3 separate regions of the Homo sapiens genome follow, and regions 2 and 3 are each linked to region 1. Evidence: read pairs that join two places in POLR2A ChIA-PET (ENCODE). Cell type or tissue: CD4-positive, alpha-beta T cell. All regions are shown on one strand.

Evidence for each region. ChIA-PET counts read pairs that join two places held together with the same protein. Peaks named below come from ENCODE experiments on the same cell type or tissue, not always from the same donor. Only the 100,000 strongest peaks of a DNase experiment are listed, where the experiment ranks them.
Region 2: POLR2A ChIA-PET joins it to region 1 with 10 read pairs; 6 of 35 experiments call an interaction of 5 or more read pairs at or near these places.
Region 3: POLR2A ChIA-PET joins it to region 1 with 12 read pairs; 10 of 35 experiments call an interaction of 5 or more read pairs at or near these places.

What each region holds. Positions count from the first base shown.
Region 1 is chr22:37,482,253-37,487,252 of GRCh38, forward strand. It overlaps MFNG (MFNG O-fucosylpeptide 3-beta-N-acetylglucosaminyltransferase), which reads right to left and starts at 4,132. Exons shown (of 8, transcript NM_002405.4): 1 at 3,671-4,132. The coding sequence starts at 3,925. RefSeq lists enhancers at 1,959-2,468, 2,317-2,726, 3,017-3,076, 3,477-3,526, 4,003-4,512 and 1 more and a silencer at 4,097-4,226. In CD4-positive, alpha-beta T cell, no CTCF peak of the experiment used is centred here; DNase peaks (open chromatin) are centred at 2,399, 2,959, 3,609 and 4,249; H3K4me3 peaks cover 3,537 bases; H3K27ac peaks cover 4,726 bases.
Region 2 is chr22:37,227,972-37,232,971 of GRCh38, forward strand. RAC2 (Rac family small GTPase 2) reads right to left here. Exons shown (of 7, transcript NM_002872.5): 3 at 4,830-4,947; 4 at 3,961-4,023; 5 at 3,260-3,419. Among named protein-coding and RNA genes, the nearest start is that of RAC2, 14 kb to the right of the region's middle. RefSeq lists enhancers at 2,563-2,622, 3,153-3,292. In CD4-positive, alpha-beta T cell, no CTCF peak of the experiment used is centred here; DNase peaks (open chromatin) are centred at 1,500, 2,230, 2,840, 3,620 and 4 weaker places; H3K4me3 peaks cover 1,579 bases; H3K27ac peaks cover 4,885 bases.
Region 3 is chr22:37,565,113-37,570,112 of GRCh38, forward strand. CDC42EP1 (CDC42 effector protein 1) reads left to right here. Exons shown (of 3, transcript NM_152243.3): 2 at 960-1,700; 3 at 2,996-4,293. The coding sequence starts at 1,238. The coding sequence ends at 3,708. Among named protein-coding and RNA genes, the nearest start is that of CDC42EP1, 7.1 kb to the left of the region's middle. RefSeq lists enhancers at 2,712-3,363, 4,330-4,624, 4,372-4,516, 4,853-5,000 and a cis regulatory region at 4,438-4,451. In CD4-positive, alpha-beta T cell, CTCF peaks have their summits at 2,379 (motif pointing left) and 2,578; DNase peaks (open chromatin) are centred at 1,439 and 2,339; H3K4me3 peaks cover 1,206 bases; H3K27me3 peaks cover 279 bases.

The sequences.
Region 1 (5,000 bases):
ACACCCAACTCCACCCACCAGCCACTAACACCTTCCATGGCTCCCTACTACTCTTGGGATAAAGGCCAGCCTCCCTAAGTGTGGCCAGTGAGGGGCCACCTGGCCACCCTGCCTGATGTAGTCTGATCTCATTACTTCCTGTCCACCCCTGGGGCTTCTCTCTCTGTCTCTCTCTCTCACACACACACACGCACACACACGCACGCATACACACACACACACACACACGCACGTGCGCACGCCTCTGAGCCTCTGCGCATGCTATGCCCTCTTTCCACCCTCTAGCTCCCAGCTCAGGCATCACCTTCCCCAGGAAGCCTTCCCTGACACCCCTCCAGCTACTTTAGAGGCCCCTGCTATGTGTTCCTCAGCCCTCTGTTTCTCCTGTCACTAACAGCAGTTAGCAAAACTCCCTGGTTACAGAAATTTCTCTCCCCGTCTCTTCCACCAGACGATGGCATCCTGGAGACCACAGGCTGGGTCCAATTTGTCTCCTTGCTCCGGCACCTGGCTCTCCTCAGGAAGGCCTGTGCAGCATCCACCCTCTGAGCCTCTCTCCCTGGGGTCTGTCTCCCACCGTCAGATTTAGCGAATGCTGGAGGTCTCTGGATTTCCGCAGGGGGAAATGGTGGTGGTCCAAGCCTAGACCCTGGTCCGCTTCTCCATGAAGCCCACTCCGTCAGTGACGCCATGCAGCCTCTCAGCTTTAAACACCATCAGGGAGCTGGAGACTCGTGGACACCACCAGCCCTAGCCTCTCCCTGAGCTCCAAACTGTCAAATCCCCTGAAACCATGACGTCTCCTGGGGGCTTAACACATCAAGACTGAGCCCCCGTTCTCCCCAAGACCTGCTCCTCCCTCTCACTGGTTGGGACCCAAAACCTCAGACTCCCCGCTCCTCCTCTCTTCCTCTCACACCTCTTCCCGAGCCTGTCATCAATTCTGCTCACCAGCCTCCAAATCGTCTGGGACGCTGCTCTTCCCTCCGGCCCACCCGGCCACCTAGTCCCCGCCACTGTCGTCACCTGCTGCCTGCTTTGCTGCAGGCCCTCCTCCCTGGCCTCCCTGCTCCCTGCCTCCACCCCAAGTCGGTTTTCAACACAGCCTCAAGGGATCCTATCAAAGAAACCAGGCCTTTCCTACCCTGCCCTCGACAAACTTTTGCCACCAAACAGCCACCCGATAGTGAAACACTCTCAAGCTTGGAGCATGGGCCAAATGGGCTGAGGACTGTTTCCCGGTGAAGATCTAGTAAGCCTGAATAAAGCAGGAGAATAGGCACTTTGGGAGGCCAAGGCAGGTGGATCATTTGAGGCCAGGAGTTCAAGACCAGCCTGGCCAACATGGCAAAACCCCATCTCTACTAAAAATAGAAAAATTAGCCGGGCGTGGTGCGCATGCCTGTAGTCCAAGCTACTCAGGAAGCTGAGGATCACTTGAAACCAGGAGGCGGAGGTTGCAGTGAGCCAGGATCGTGCCACTGCACTCCAGCCTGGAAAACAGAGTGAGACTCTGTCTCAAAATAAACAAAACAAAACACCAGCAGCCATGAACAGAGTGAGGGAGAGAGCCGGGAAGGGGAGTCCAGGTCCAGAGGGGGCGGGGGCACAGGAGAGGGCAGTGAGGCTGGCGCTTTCAGTCCCTGGGAATCCTAAGGTTGGCACAGAGCGATGGGCAGAGTTTCTTTGGAGCCAAGGGCTGCATTTGACTTGTTTAAGGAGGGGACCTGACAATGGTGAAAACTTCACAGGCAGCCGCGGGAAACAAAGGGACACGCAGCCTGCTGGGGCAGGGGAGGGGTGGCCGGGGACCATCTGCTGCAGAGGAGGGGAGTGGTGGGGCTGCTGCCACCTCTCCCCCCAACAAGGGGACCATAGGGAGGAGAAAGGCTCGCCTTGAGCACAAAACCCGCCTCCCCCAGCCCACCCCCTCAGCCCAGGACAAAGGCCGGCACACGAGTCCCGGCCCCTGCCGCAAGGCCCACCTGCCACCCGACCGCCCTTAACCAGCCAGGCGGGCGCCCAGCGCTGCAGTTAACCAGCTCAGGCCCGGTCCAGACACTCCTGCCCCGTGCAGATGGGGAAACTGCGGGCCGAAAGGGGAGGGCCTTGGCTGAGGTCACAGAGAGAAGTGAGCCAAAGGGTGAGAGACGTGGGGTAGCGACTCCTGTAGCCCAGTGACCCAGTCCTCACAGGGTTCCCAAGTCTCAGCAGGGGAGAAAAGCACCCAACCAGGAGCAAGGTTCTAGGTCCCACTGGGCTCTGTCCCCTCAGGCCTTCTGCGTGACACCACGCCAGCCAGCACTTCCTCTCTCTGGCCTCAGTTTCCTCATCCGGGGCAAGGGCACCACCGCGGTGATGGAGATAAGACAGGAAAGGGCCGTGGGCCACGTGAGGCCACGCTCCCGGGTACACAGACGCATAAACAGGAAGGCCTGCGGGAGGGCCCGCCTTGGCTGCTTCCGCAGGAAGAACCAGGATCTCCCCAAGATGAGAAGCCGTGTGGGGCCCAGAGAAGAGCTGAGGTGCTGGGGGCCAGCTGGGGAAGAGTTAATCCCAAGTACGAGGGCAGAAATCAGGGCAGGGTGCCCCTCCCCAGGAGGGCCTGGCCTCTGCCAGCCATCCTCTCCCCCTCCTTTTGGTCTTCCAGGAGGTCTCGACTATCTCCAAAGACTCAGTCACTTCCTCCCACTGAGCCAGCCGCCAAAGAGGGGACCGATGTGTGTGTGTGTGTGTGTGTGTGTGTACCCATTCTCCACCTCCCCCATCAACGGTCCCTAACACCGACATCACTAACTTTGCTTAAGGAAGATACTGGATGCGAGGAGGGAAAGGGCTGGAAGGGACTTGGCTCGCCGGAGCCGCACAGCCATGTGACAGACATGCCTCTTGTCACACACATCTAGCACACTCCAGCTCCGTGCGTGTGAGCACACACACACACACACACACAATCCCACGTGCCAGGCAGGCCTCCCCAACCTCCGGCCCACCACTGCCTCAGCCGCCACCCTCGTGGCATGCGCTCTCCTTCCCTCCCTCGGAAGCAGTCCGCAGGAAGCCAACACAGGAGGCCAGACATGGCGGCCTCGGCACACCCGGGGCAGCAGAGACACAGCGGCAGGGGCTATCGGGAAGGCCGAAGGGATGCCTCCCCCAAGAACAGACCCCACCATTCTCCTCCCGTCCTCCACCCTCAGAGCCCGGGCAGGACAGCACCTAGGGCCTGGGTGGGACAGCCTGGCCTGGGCACGGGTCTGGGTCAGGACCTCTTGGAGGCCTCCACCCCAGCTGCCCAACACCCACCATTACCCCTGATGCCAGGCTGGGCCTGGGTGGCTAGGAGCGAAGCCCCCACGGGAGCGGCTAGGAATAGAAGAACCCCCAGGAGGGACCCGGGAGCCTGGAGCAGGGGCCCAGCCTGGCCCCCAAAAGTGGTGGAGCGGTAGGACCTGGGTGCACCTGGAGTCAGGACCAGTACAGGGCACGGGCAGGGCCGCAGGCAGCCCCTAAAGCCCGGAAGAAGGAGAGAGGAAGAGGATCCCTGATTAGGCAGGTATTGAGCAGCTTCTCCCATGAGGCAGTCAGGGACCCCAGCCCAGTAGAAAGGCCTCTGAGAACCCCTTAGGCCAGGGGCCACCCCCAGGGCCCAATGTCACCCACTTGTCACCTGTTCCCTGGTCCTGGAAACCCACGTGTCAAGCAGCAGCTCCAGGCGCAAGCGGTGGAAAGCCCGGGTCGTCTTCACTGCAATGAAGACATCGTGTAGCTGTAGCTTAGGGGGCCCCGGGTTCGGCTGGCTCAGCTCGGGGGTCCCTTGTACCCGCTGCGGGGACAGGTTCAAGTGGTACCGCAGACACAGGAGCCCCATGCACAGGAGGGTGAGGAGGGCTCCAGCCAGGCCCCGCGGGAGCCGGCACTGCATTGGTTGGCCCTGGGACCCCAGACAGCTCAGCCCCCAAATCCCAACCAGACAGGGAGGGGAAGCTGGTCAGGCAGGGGCTCCAGCAGAGGCAAAAGTCTGGCAGGCATCAGGGGCTGGCAAGGAGGGAAGAGGTAGGAGCTGAGGCTCTGGACCCAGAGGCTGAGCCATGGCAGCACGATCTCGACCGCCGCCAGTCCTCCACCTGCTCCCGCTGTCCGGCCTGCCGCAGCCTCCGGGACCGCCTGGCCCCGCCCCGCTTAGCCCGAGGGGCGGGGCCAGACGAAGGGAACCCCAGACAGAGGCGGCTGAAAGGAGGCACCAGCAGAAAGGGCAGCCCCGGCTCTGCCAGCTGCTGCGGTGGGAGGAAGTCACAACAAACCCTCCGTGCCCGGTGGAAGGGAGTGTCCTCCAGCACCGTCCACTCCCCCAGAGAGCTGTCAGCTCGGCCCATTCAACACCCATTACTTTGGTGTCCTGCTTCACCCAGCCCCCAGCTTTTGCTCACAGGTTTCCTCCGGGATGCTCTCCCATATTCCACCAGCCTCACCCACATTCCCTCCACTAGGCTGAGTTCTATCTGGACTTCAAAGCTTAAGGGTTCCCTCCTCCAGGAAGCCTTCCGTGATAACCTCTTAACCTCTGGGGCTCCCACAGTTGTTCGCTCAGTTCCTGAGGTCTTCACAACAGCACTGGGACTGTCGTTCCCAGTTTATAGCTGAAGACATAAGGCACAAAGGCACAGAATGAGCAAAAACGATCCAGCAACTCAGCCGCAGAGCTGGCAGAACCCAGGTCTCTGTTCCTCATCTAGTTCACAGGAGGTCCCCTGAGGGCACCTGTCCAGCTGTGCCCCAGCCCATACCCGACCTCACTCCGCAGTCTCTGGAGCTGCCTCTCTCCCAGCACCTGACCAGTGGACAGACAGAGGGCCTTCTCCAGCCACCACCTCCATCTTGTTTCGCACAAGCTCACTCACACCTCCTCCCTCCTCCACTCAGAGCCTGCACTGGCTCCCATTTTCTTCAGAACAAAAGCCAAAACGCACACAGCAGCCCACAAGGCCCTGCGTGAGCTG
Region 2 (5,000 bases), 250 kb before region 1:
GACCAAATCTCTGGGAGCCTCACCTTCTAGAAAATTGTCTTGCCCATCCCTCCAGGATTCTCCCAGGGTTGCAAATAATCCCCAGGAGGCCTGAAGCCCTCAGGGCCCCCTCCCCAGGAACTTCCCAACATCATCAGCCCCTTCCTTAGCACCGTCCCTGTCTTACAGACAAGGAAACTGAGGCTCCTGGAGAGTATGCGACTCATCCAAACTCACACGCTGGATGTATTCCCTCAACCTGGGCCCAGCTGGGGGCCTTCTGGGAGGAGTGGCATTGGAGAGCTCCTCTGTCCTGCCATGGGAGGCCCAGCCTTCTCCCACATGAAGACCCCTCAGGGCTAGAGCCCGGGGCACAGATGAGGAGAAAGGCAGGCCTAGTTCCCACCCCCAGGGACGGCGTTCCATGACATTCTGCAAAGAGTCCGTGTGACTTCCCATGTCCATTTCAAGCTGCACAGTTTCCCTGAAGTGAAAAACCACAAAACCCCTTCTGCCGAGATGCTATGCAGGCCTGGGGGCCGATGTCAGAACCAAGAGGAAGGAGAAGGGAGGGGAGGGGAACTCTGGGCCCTCCGCCAAAGCCCGCTTGCTTCTCTGTGGCAGGATGGAAGGGGATGGACGCTGGTCACCACCTACCCTGTGCCAGGCACTGAGCTGGGTGCTTCCAACAACACCGGGGTGAGTTCCCATTTCACAGACCAGGAAACAGGCCCAGAGTGGGGAAGCCAAGGCCCGAAGGCACAGAGCTGGGGGGAGAAGTCGGGATGGCAGGAGGGGCAGCCCCTGGAACAGGGGAGCCCACTGAGGCCAGGTGCTGGGGAGAAAGGAAGGGTGGGGCAGGGACGAGGAGCCTGAGGCTCAGAGAGGATGTCACTCGCTCTGAGTCACATGCTGGGCGTCTCCCCTCTACCTGGAGGCATATACGCCCACCAGGGATCATGGGCAGTGGTTGTCATGGGGCTTGGCTGGCAAGAGCAGGGTGCCCTGAGCTCAGCCCGGAGTCTGGTCACCACAGCCCCCTGTGTTGAGGAGGTGTCACTGGGCACTTGGCCACTGTCTCCTTATAAGGGACCACATCTGCGTCCACTTCCCCCACATCCACCAACTGCCTTTTCCCTGGCACCCAGCCACCCACTCACCCAGGACAAGGGTCCTGAGCTGGGGGGCCAGGGCTCACTTTGGCTCGGCCTCTCACTGCTCTAGGACTTTAGTCAGTTCCCCCTCTCCGGGCCTCAGTCTCCCATCTGTCTAGGACTCATTGCCATGCGATGGCTCATCAAGCTGAGGCAGGGGGCAGGGGAGCTACAGAGAGGGCAAGGAGGGTGAGGGGGCGGTGGGGGCAGTGGAGGTGCAGGGAGGACAGATGGCCCTCAGCTTTGTGGCTTAGGGAGCCAGTCCACCCCTGTCAGAATCCTGGCTGGGTGGCCTTAAGCCAGCAACATGTCCCCCCGAGCCTGTTTCCTCTCTGTAAAGTGAAGGTGACAAGAGCTCTTCGTCATAGCTGCTGTGAGAATGAAGTGGCTCCCAGGAAGTGCTCAGTCCACATCAGCTGTGATTATCAGCTGGGCTCAGGGCTGCCCCCAAAACTTGTCATCCCAGGGCTGGGGAGTCCAGGTGGGCAGAGGCAGTTGCTGCTTCCCTCACTATCCCTGCCAGTCCCCCCAGGACTCCCCCTAGGCCTAAGCTGGTCTGAGGCACAGTTAAAATCACTGCCCCTGCCCCAGCTCCATGCAGGGTCAGCCAGGAAAGACTGGCTAGAGGCCAAGGCAAGAACTCTGAGTCACCACCTTATGGAGGAGAGAGGGCCTTTGGGGATTGTCCAGGTCAGCTTATGTGGAGAGGGAGACTGAGGCCCAGAGAGGGGCAGCCACTAACCCAAGGTCACACAGCCAATCAGTATCAGAGCCAGGACCAGAATCCAGGCCTCCAGCACCCTCCACATGATCCCAAAGCATGTGCTTTACAAGGGAGAGGTCAGTGACAGCCAGGCCACAGGCTGGAGAGCTGCACCCTGAATAGAAGGAGTCCAGGGGCAGGGGTTGGAGGGGTGCTGGTTGGTCAGAAAGAGAAGGCAGGGATGAATCCTTGATATTTAAAAGGAAAGACTTGCAGGCTGGGGAGCTGTGGCCCTAGGACAGGGGAAGGGAGCCAGGGTGTGAGCCATAGTCTGAGGCCCCCGGGGAAGATGGCTGTGTCACCACGCTAGTCACAGAAGGAGGGAGGTGGTGGCTGCGGTTTCTCTTCCTGTGAAGAGATGTGAGTCCCCAGGGCCCTCCCAGTTCCGGCAGGGGGAGGTGGGGCGGGGCTGGGGCGGTGGGGCGGGAGGAGGTCTAGTGGATTCAATTTGGGGGCCAAACCCTGGGCCTGCAGAGTCCTGTGGTGAGGCAGAGGGCACAGCTCATATGACCAAACCCAGCTGGTGGTTTTGGGCTTTTGGGCAAGGATCCCTGAGCTACAGACACATTGGGACCTACCAGGGACAGGGACAGGAACAGCCAGCAGGCCTGGGTACCATGCATGAAGCCAGACCCATGGTCATCGCCTCCCTGATGCAGGCAGCCCTGAGCCACTACAAAGAAGCACCCCCCAGCAGTGAGCCAATAATTTGCTGTCCTTCCTTCAAATCTGGCTGGGCCACCTACTAGCTGGGTGACCTTGAGAAGTTACTATATTTCTCCAGCCCAGTGATTTGGAGGCAAAGAGGGGTCGAGCTGAGAAACCAAAGGGAGTGGGGAAAGGGAGGAGAGAAGGTGGTGGAAGGAAATGTGTCACCCTTTAGATCTAATGCAGCGCCACCTCCTCCAGGAAGCCTTCCCAGAACACCCAAGTTTGACTTGCCACTTGTCCTCCAAGCAACCACAGCACCCCCACTCAATCTCTGCTTCTGTCTGCTCAAAGCACACCTCCTTATTTTCAGTATCTATTAATAGATACTACTCATACTACTAGGACGACTACTACTAACACAGAGTGCTTCTCACACACAGGTGCTGCCCTGGCAGCTCCACCTGGAATAAGTTACTGAATTCCCCCAACCACCCCAGGAGGCAGGAGCTATCACTATCCCATGCTTTTCTGATAAGGAAACACAGGCAGAGAGAGGCTACGTGACTCGCCCAAGGTCACACAGCAAGTGCACAGCACAGCTGAGTTCAAACTGCACAGCCTGGCCCTGCAGCCCGTGTTTACAATCACACCACGAGGCCAAGTCAGGGCCTCCCCTGCAGCCAGATCGCCCCTCTGAGCCCGAGGCCCATACCAATCTCCTTGGCCAGTGCCAGGCCCTGCGGGTAGGTGATGGGAGCCAGCTTCTTCTCCTTCAGTTTCTCGATGGTGTCCTTGTCGTCCCGCAGGTCCAGCTTGGTGCCCACCAGGATGATGGGTGTGCTGGGGCAGTGGTGCCGCACTTCTGGGAACCACTGGGCAGGTGGGTGGGGGGACACAAGGTTGTATGGGTCAAGAGGGGGCGCGAGGCTGTGCGGGGATCAGAGGGAGTGTGAGGGTGTAGGGAGAGGAGAGGCAGCAAGTTGCCAGAAGATCAGAGGTGGGCACGACGGTGAGGAGAGAGAGACGTGAGGTGGCACAGGGAGGGGAGGCCACGACGTTGTGCAGGAAGGAGGGGGCGCATGATTGTAGGAAAGGAGGAGGCGAGGTTTTGTGCAGACATAAGAAGCAAACATGAGGTTATGTGACAATCGGAGGCGGACATGAGGTTGTGTGGGGAGGAGGAGAATGCAGCCATGGAAAGTGGGGGTATAGCTAACTATCGCAGCACCCCCCACCCCAGGTCCTCTGAATCTTACCCCCTCAAGTCCCTCTGCCAGCCCTGGTTGGCACTGGGGACCCTCTCTGTATGCGACCTCTGCTGCCCCAGGGACCAGCCTAGAGTCACCAGTTCCTCCCTCTGTCCCTCAGGGTTACCTGCCCCAGAGCCCCCAAGGCCCACCCTGTCCAGCTCACCTTGGCGCGGACGTTCTCATAAGAGGCTGGGCTGACGAGGGAGAAGCAGATGAGGAAGACGTCCTGGGGACAGAGCAAGCGAGGTTGCTAGTGAGGAGGGCCCAGAGGTGTCCCACCATGGCAGCCACCGAGAGGTGGAGCTTGGGGCTCCCTGAGGGTGGAACACCCCAGGGAATGCTGGGGACTTAGGATCTGGGCAGAGCAGAGATACCCTTCTCGCCTCTACCACGAGGCTGCTGTTTGTTAGGACGCTCACTAAAGGCCAGGGCCTCTGCGAAGTGGTTATCCTCACATGTCACTCTGCAGCAAGCACTGCTGGTAGCCCCATTCCTCAGACAGGGAAAGTGAGGCTTCCAGAGGTTAAAGAGTTTGCCAACGTGCACTCTGGTGAGGGGAGGATCTGGGATTCTAGAGTCCATACTCCAATCCATATACTATCCACCATCTGATTACCGGCCTTAGCCGCCTCCCTGCATACCCTGGAGGAAGGGCGAGGACCCAGCAGCCACCTGCAGGCATCCTCCACCTCTCCCCTCCCCCAGCACTCCCAGGGCTCACCATGCTGGGCTGCCTCCTGGGGCCCTGTGCAGAATCCACCTGCCCCACCACTGGAAACAGGGGGTGCCAGAGCCCAGGAGGCAATGGGGTGGGAAGATGGGCACATTGAGGACCGGGAACCAATGCAGGGCTGAGGGAGTGCAAGAGGAAGCCCTTCTCTGCCTGGGACATGCAAGGCAGGCAGACTCCCTGAGCTGGGCCTTAAGGGGAGAGGTAGGGTTTCCCAGGCTGAGCTGGCTGGAAGGGCATCCCAAGCAGAGGGAACAGAGACAGCAAAGGTCAGGACTGCAAGGCAGGTGGGAGCAGCACACCGTCTGTGGATAGGAGAGCGGCCGGAGACGGTCGTAGTCCTCCTGCCCAGCAGTGTCCCACAGCCCCAGGTTCACTGGCTTGCTGTCCACCATCACATTGGCTGAATAGTTGTCAAACCTGTGGGGAGCAGGCAAGGCGGAGGTAAGGTCAATCTCAAACCCCAGAACCTG
Region 3 (5,000 bases), 83 kb after region 1:
GGGTGAGGTCTTGGCACTTAGTAAGTGCTTCATAAGTGGGCCCTGCAGAATAAGTGCTTTCTTTTTTTTTTCCTTTTTTTTTTTTTTTTTTTTGAGACAAGGTCTTGCTCTGTCTCCCAGACTGGAGTGCAGTGACACAATCATGGCTCATTGCAGCCTTGACCTCCTAGGCTCAAAGGATCCTCCCTTCTTAGCCTCCTGAGTAGCTAGGACCACAGGCATACACCACCACACCCAACTAATTTTTTTAAAATTTTTTTGTAAAAACCAGGTCTCATTATGTTGCTCAGACTTAGAATGAGTGAATGAGTGCTTCTATTTTTTCCTGATACATGGCTTAAGTGTATAGCTCAATGAATTATTTGTCCCCTATTCAGTCAGTACCTGCTCAGAGGCTGCCATCATTCTGATTGCTAATAGCATCAATTGGTTTTGCCTGTTACTGAACTTCCTTGTTTTTTTTTTTTTTTTTTTTTTTTTTTTTGAGACGGAATGTTGCTCTTGTTGCCGAGGCTGGAGTGCCGTGATGTGATCTTGGCTCACTGCAACCTCTGCCTCCAAGGTTCAAGTGATTCTCCTGCCACAGCTTCCTGGGTAGCTGGGATTACAGGTGCGCACCACCACGTCCGGCTAAGTTTTGTATTTTTAGTAGAGACGGGGTTTCTCTATGTTGGCCAGGCTGGTCTCGAACTCCTGACCTCAGGTGAGCCACCCACCTCAACCTCCCGAAGTGCTGGGATTACCAGCATGAGCCACCGCACCCGGCTGTGTTCTTGAACTTTCTATACACAGACTCACTTGGGTCCCCGTGTGCCTAGCTTCTGCCCCGCGTCAGTTGGAGGCCTCCATCCGTGTAGTTGGGTGTGATCATCTATCCTCTTCAGCTGCTAATGTTTGGACCCCGGATTTCCTCCTCTGTCGCGGGCCTGCCGTCACCGCCCATTCTGTCTTCCTTCCAGGTCTCCACCTCTGGGCAGGAGAGTTGCCGACCACCTCGGGGGTGCTTTCTCTGCGCTTGAACATCTATAGCTGCTTCTGAGGGGCTGGGAGCCGGGCCCCTGGGAGAGACGAGCCATGAACCCCCCACAGCCTCTGCATTTGGGGACCTCACCTTAGGAGAGTGCCATTTACAGCTTCCGCCAGGGCAAAGGAGCTGAGCAGCCATCCCAAGCCCAGCCCACCTCCCTCCCCCGGCCCCTGGTAGGCATGGACTAGCAGCTGTGAGCAGCCAGAGCTGATGCCCGGCCCCCAGGGGGGCAGAGGCGCCGCCACCATGAGCCTGGGCAAGCTCTCGCCTGTGGGCTGGGTGTCCAGTTCACAGGGAAAGAGGCGGCTGACTGCAGACATGATCAGCCACCCACTCGGGGACTTCCGCCACACCATGCATGTGGGCCGTGGCGGGGATGTCTTCGGGGACACGTCCTTCCTCAGCAACCACGGTGGCAGCTCCGGGAGCACCCATCGCTCACCCCGCAGCTTCCTGGCCAAGAAGCTGCAGCTGGTGCGGAGGGTGGGGGCGCCCCCCCGGAGGATGGCATCTCCCCCTGCACCCTCCCCGGCTCCACCGGCCATCTCCCCCATCATCAAGAACGCCATCTCCCTGCCCCAGCTCAACCAGGCCGCCTACGACAGCCTCGTGGTTGGCAAGCTCAGCTTCGACAGCAGCCCCACCAGCTCCACGGACGGCCACTCCAGCTACGGTGAGGGCCTGGGCCATCTTGGCCCACTTTTCAGAGGCTGAGGCTGAGGCCCAGAGGGGTTCAGTGGCTCCTCCAAGCTCCAAGTGAGCTCCAAGTGACCACAGAGGTCAGGCCCAGACCCCACATCATGGATGGGGAGGGGGTGCAGTGGTGGGAACAAGCTGACTCCCCAAAACACCTGAGGTTGAGAGTGAGGAGGTGGAGTTTGAATTCTAGCTGCCCCTCACTTGCTGTGTGACCTGGGCAAGCACATCCCCCTCTCTGGGCCTTAGCTGAACCAGTCACCCACCCATTCTTGCCCCCTTCAACCAAAGCCTTCCCCTCATGTCGGAATGATATCATGGAGAGGTGAAGGGCCTGGGCTCTAGATTCCAATCCAGTTCTGCCTGAATTTCAGGAAGTCAGTTGACCTCTATAAGTTCAAGTCCTCGCCTGGATAATGAGTCTCTCGGGGTCATTGCTAAGATTCAGTGCCAGGAGAGGCGCAGGGGGGCTGATACTTAGTAGGTGCTCAGGACACTGGAGCTGTTGTTATCTGAACTTGGTTTCCTGTAACTCGACAAATTTGGGAAACCACTCACAGGAACCGCAAGCCACAGGCCTTCCTGCCCAGCCAGAAGTGCCACCTTGGCCGTTCGGTCAGAGCTCACCTGAGAACCATGGGCCCCTGCTGCCACCTGGTGGCCACTCCCTGCCTTGCGGGAGTGGCTCTAACACCCCTGCCCCAGGCGGCTGCTCAGAACCGCACTGAGGACTGGTCCACAGAAACCCGATTCTGTCTCAGGTCTGTAGTCCTGGAAGCAGGGGCTGGACATGTCTGTCCTTCATTTCTATACAGTCAGACCCTGATTGCTGGTCCCATCCTGTGTCCACAAACCAGCTCACGTGCTATGGGTTCACCTGCAGCCATCGGCCAGCGTCATGGCAGGGAGCCGGTGGCCATGGCTGAGGTCACAGTTGGGACTGAGAGGAGATTTGAGCTCCAGACTTGATTCCACCTCGTCAGACTTCTATGGCCTTGGGCTAGCTCCTTCGCCCCATCCCAAACTGAGCCTCACTTTCCCCATCTGCATAATGGAAATGAGGATAATGATGATTTTCAGCTTTCGGGGTAGACAGGAAGATCACACAGGTGACCATGGAGTGTATTCTATTGGAAAGATGGGAGAAACCGAGGCCAGAGAGGGGAGGGACTAGCCAGAGGCCACACAGCAAGCCAGGACTGGTCCTGTCTCCCCTCCTGAATTCCTGGTGAGGGACCCCAGCTCTGAGCCCACTGCCCATTTCTCTTCTAGGCCTGGACTCTGGGTTCTGCACCATCTCCCGCCTGCCCCGCTCGGAAAAGCCGCATGACCGAGACCGGGATGGTTCCTTCCCCTCTGAGCCCGGGCTTCGCCGCTCTGACTCTCTCTTGTCCTTCCGCCTGGACCTCGACCTTGGGCCCTCACTCCTCAGCGAGCTGCTAGGGGTCATGAGCCTCCCAGAAGCCCCTGCAGCTGAGACTCCAGCCCCCGCTGCAAACCCCCCAGCCCCTACTGCAAACCCCACGGGTCCTGCTGCAAACCCCCCAGCCACTACTGCAAACCCCCCAGCGCCTGCTGCAAACCCCTCAGCACCTGCCGCAACCCCCACGGGTCCTGCTGCAAATCCCCCAGCCCCTGCCGCAAGCTCCACACCCCATGGACACTGTCCCAATGGGGTAACAGCTGGGTTGGGCCCAGTGGCTGAGGTGAAGTCCAGCCCAGTGGGAGGGGGTCCCCGAGGACCTGCTGGCCCTGCCCTCGGCAGGCACTGGGGAGCAGGCTGGGATGGCGGCCACCACTACCCAGAGATGGATGCGCGGCAGGAGCGGGTGGAGGTGCTGCCCCAAGCCCGGGCCTCCTGGGAGAGCCTGGACGAAGAGTGGAGGGCGCCCCAGGCAGGCAGCAGGACCCCAGTGCCCAGCACAGTGCAAGCAAACACCTTTGAATTTGCGGATGCTGAGGAGGATGATGAGGTCAAGGTGTGAGGGGCTGGGGCACGGTCCCAGGGCCCCACCTAGGTGCAGAGCCGGCCCCTCACCTAACAGCTGGTTCCTACCAGACCGGAGAGGGGAGAAGTCATGTTGCCCCTAAACCCCTCCCCACCTCTGCAGGACAGACATGGGAGGGAGGACAGGGAAGGCCAGGCTTGCTCTGGGACTTTTATGCTCCCAGAGGCCCTGCCAAACTGACCACCTCCCCCGACTGCCACTCTGGACCTAATAGCTGTTCCTTAGGCCCCACTCCATGCCACCCCCACCAGCTGGAGGACCCAGCCTCACAGTGTGTCCTTTGTGCCAGACCAAGCGGCCCGTGGGGGGTGGGGGGCAGGGAGTGTACCACACAGGGCCATTGTCTCACCTCCCAAAGGGACCGCCTGCCCCCAGCTCATCCCAGAGCGTCCCTGCTGCAACCCTGACAGCCGTCTCCCAGGCCGCTTCCCCAACATCCCCGCCCCAGCCTCCCTCTTACCCCAGAAAGGTCAGGTATGACCTCCCGGGGAGGAATCCCACCTGCCTGTATACCCCAGACTTGCCTCTGGGGCCTGATTAAATAAGGCTGTTTTGATAAAAGGTGTCCTGCAAGATGCTTGGGGACCTGGGACAACAGCATCAGCTCTGTCTGCTTCAGTCCCCTCCCCTCCAGGGAGTTTAGAAAGCCAAGGATCCCCCATCAAGGCCCCCAGCAGGGAAGGGAAGTGGACGCGCCAAGGGGAGGGTAATGAGTAACCAGGCTGGAACGCCCCTGAGATAAGAGGCCCAGGTGGGAGCCCTTATCTGCAGTTCCGGGAACAGCCCCTGGCCCAGGTGCCTGGGACTCGTGTCTGCCCCATAATCCCACAGGGCAGCATGGCATTTGCTCTGGCGATAGTGGGGGCAAGTAGACAGAAGCAAGTGCGTAGGACTGTTGGGAGCATGTCTCAGCCTCCCAACATGGCAGCCGGGTGTCCTCATATCTGTTTCCTCCTCAGTATTATGAAAATGCCAGGAGCATTAAAATGCACGGAAAGAGAAATGCCCTCCTTAGGTATCGGAAGACCGGTTAAATTTAGCCACAAACAGCTAACGTGAGGTGGTGCACTCCCTGTCACTACAGGTATGCAACCAGAGGATGTGTGGCAGGAGGCAGGATCACTACGGGACCTCAGGATCCCTGAGAGCAGGACATTCTGGATCATGGGGTGCCTTCATTCAGAGGTCCTCAGACCAGGGGTATCCCATGTTTTTGTAAACTTGAGGGACCCAAGAGAGAAAGGAGTCACAAGCCACAGTTCTTGCCA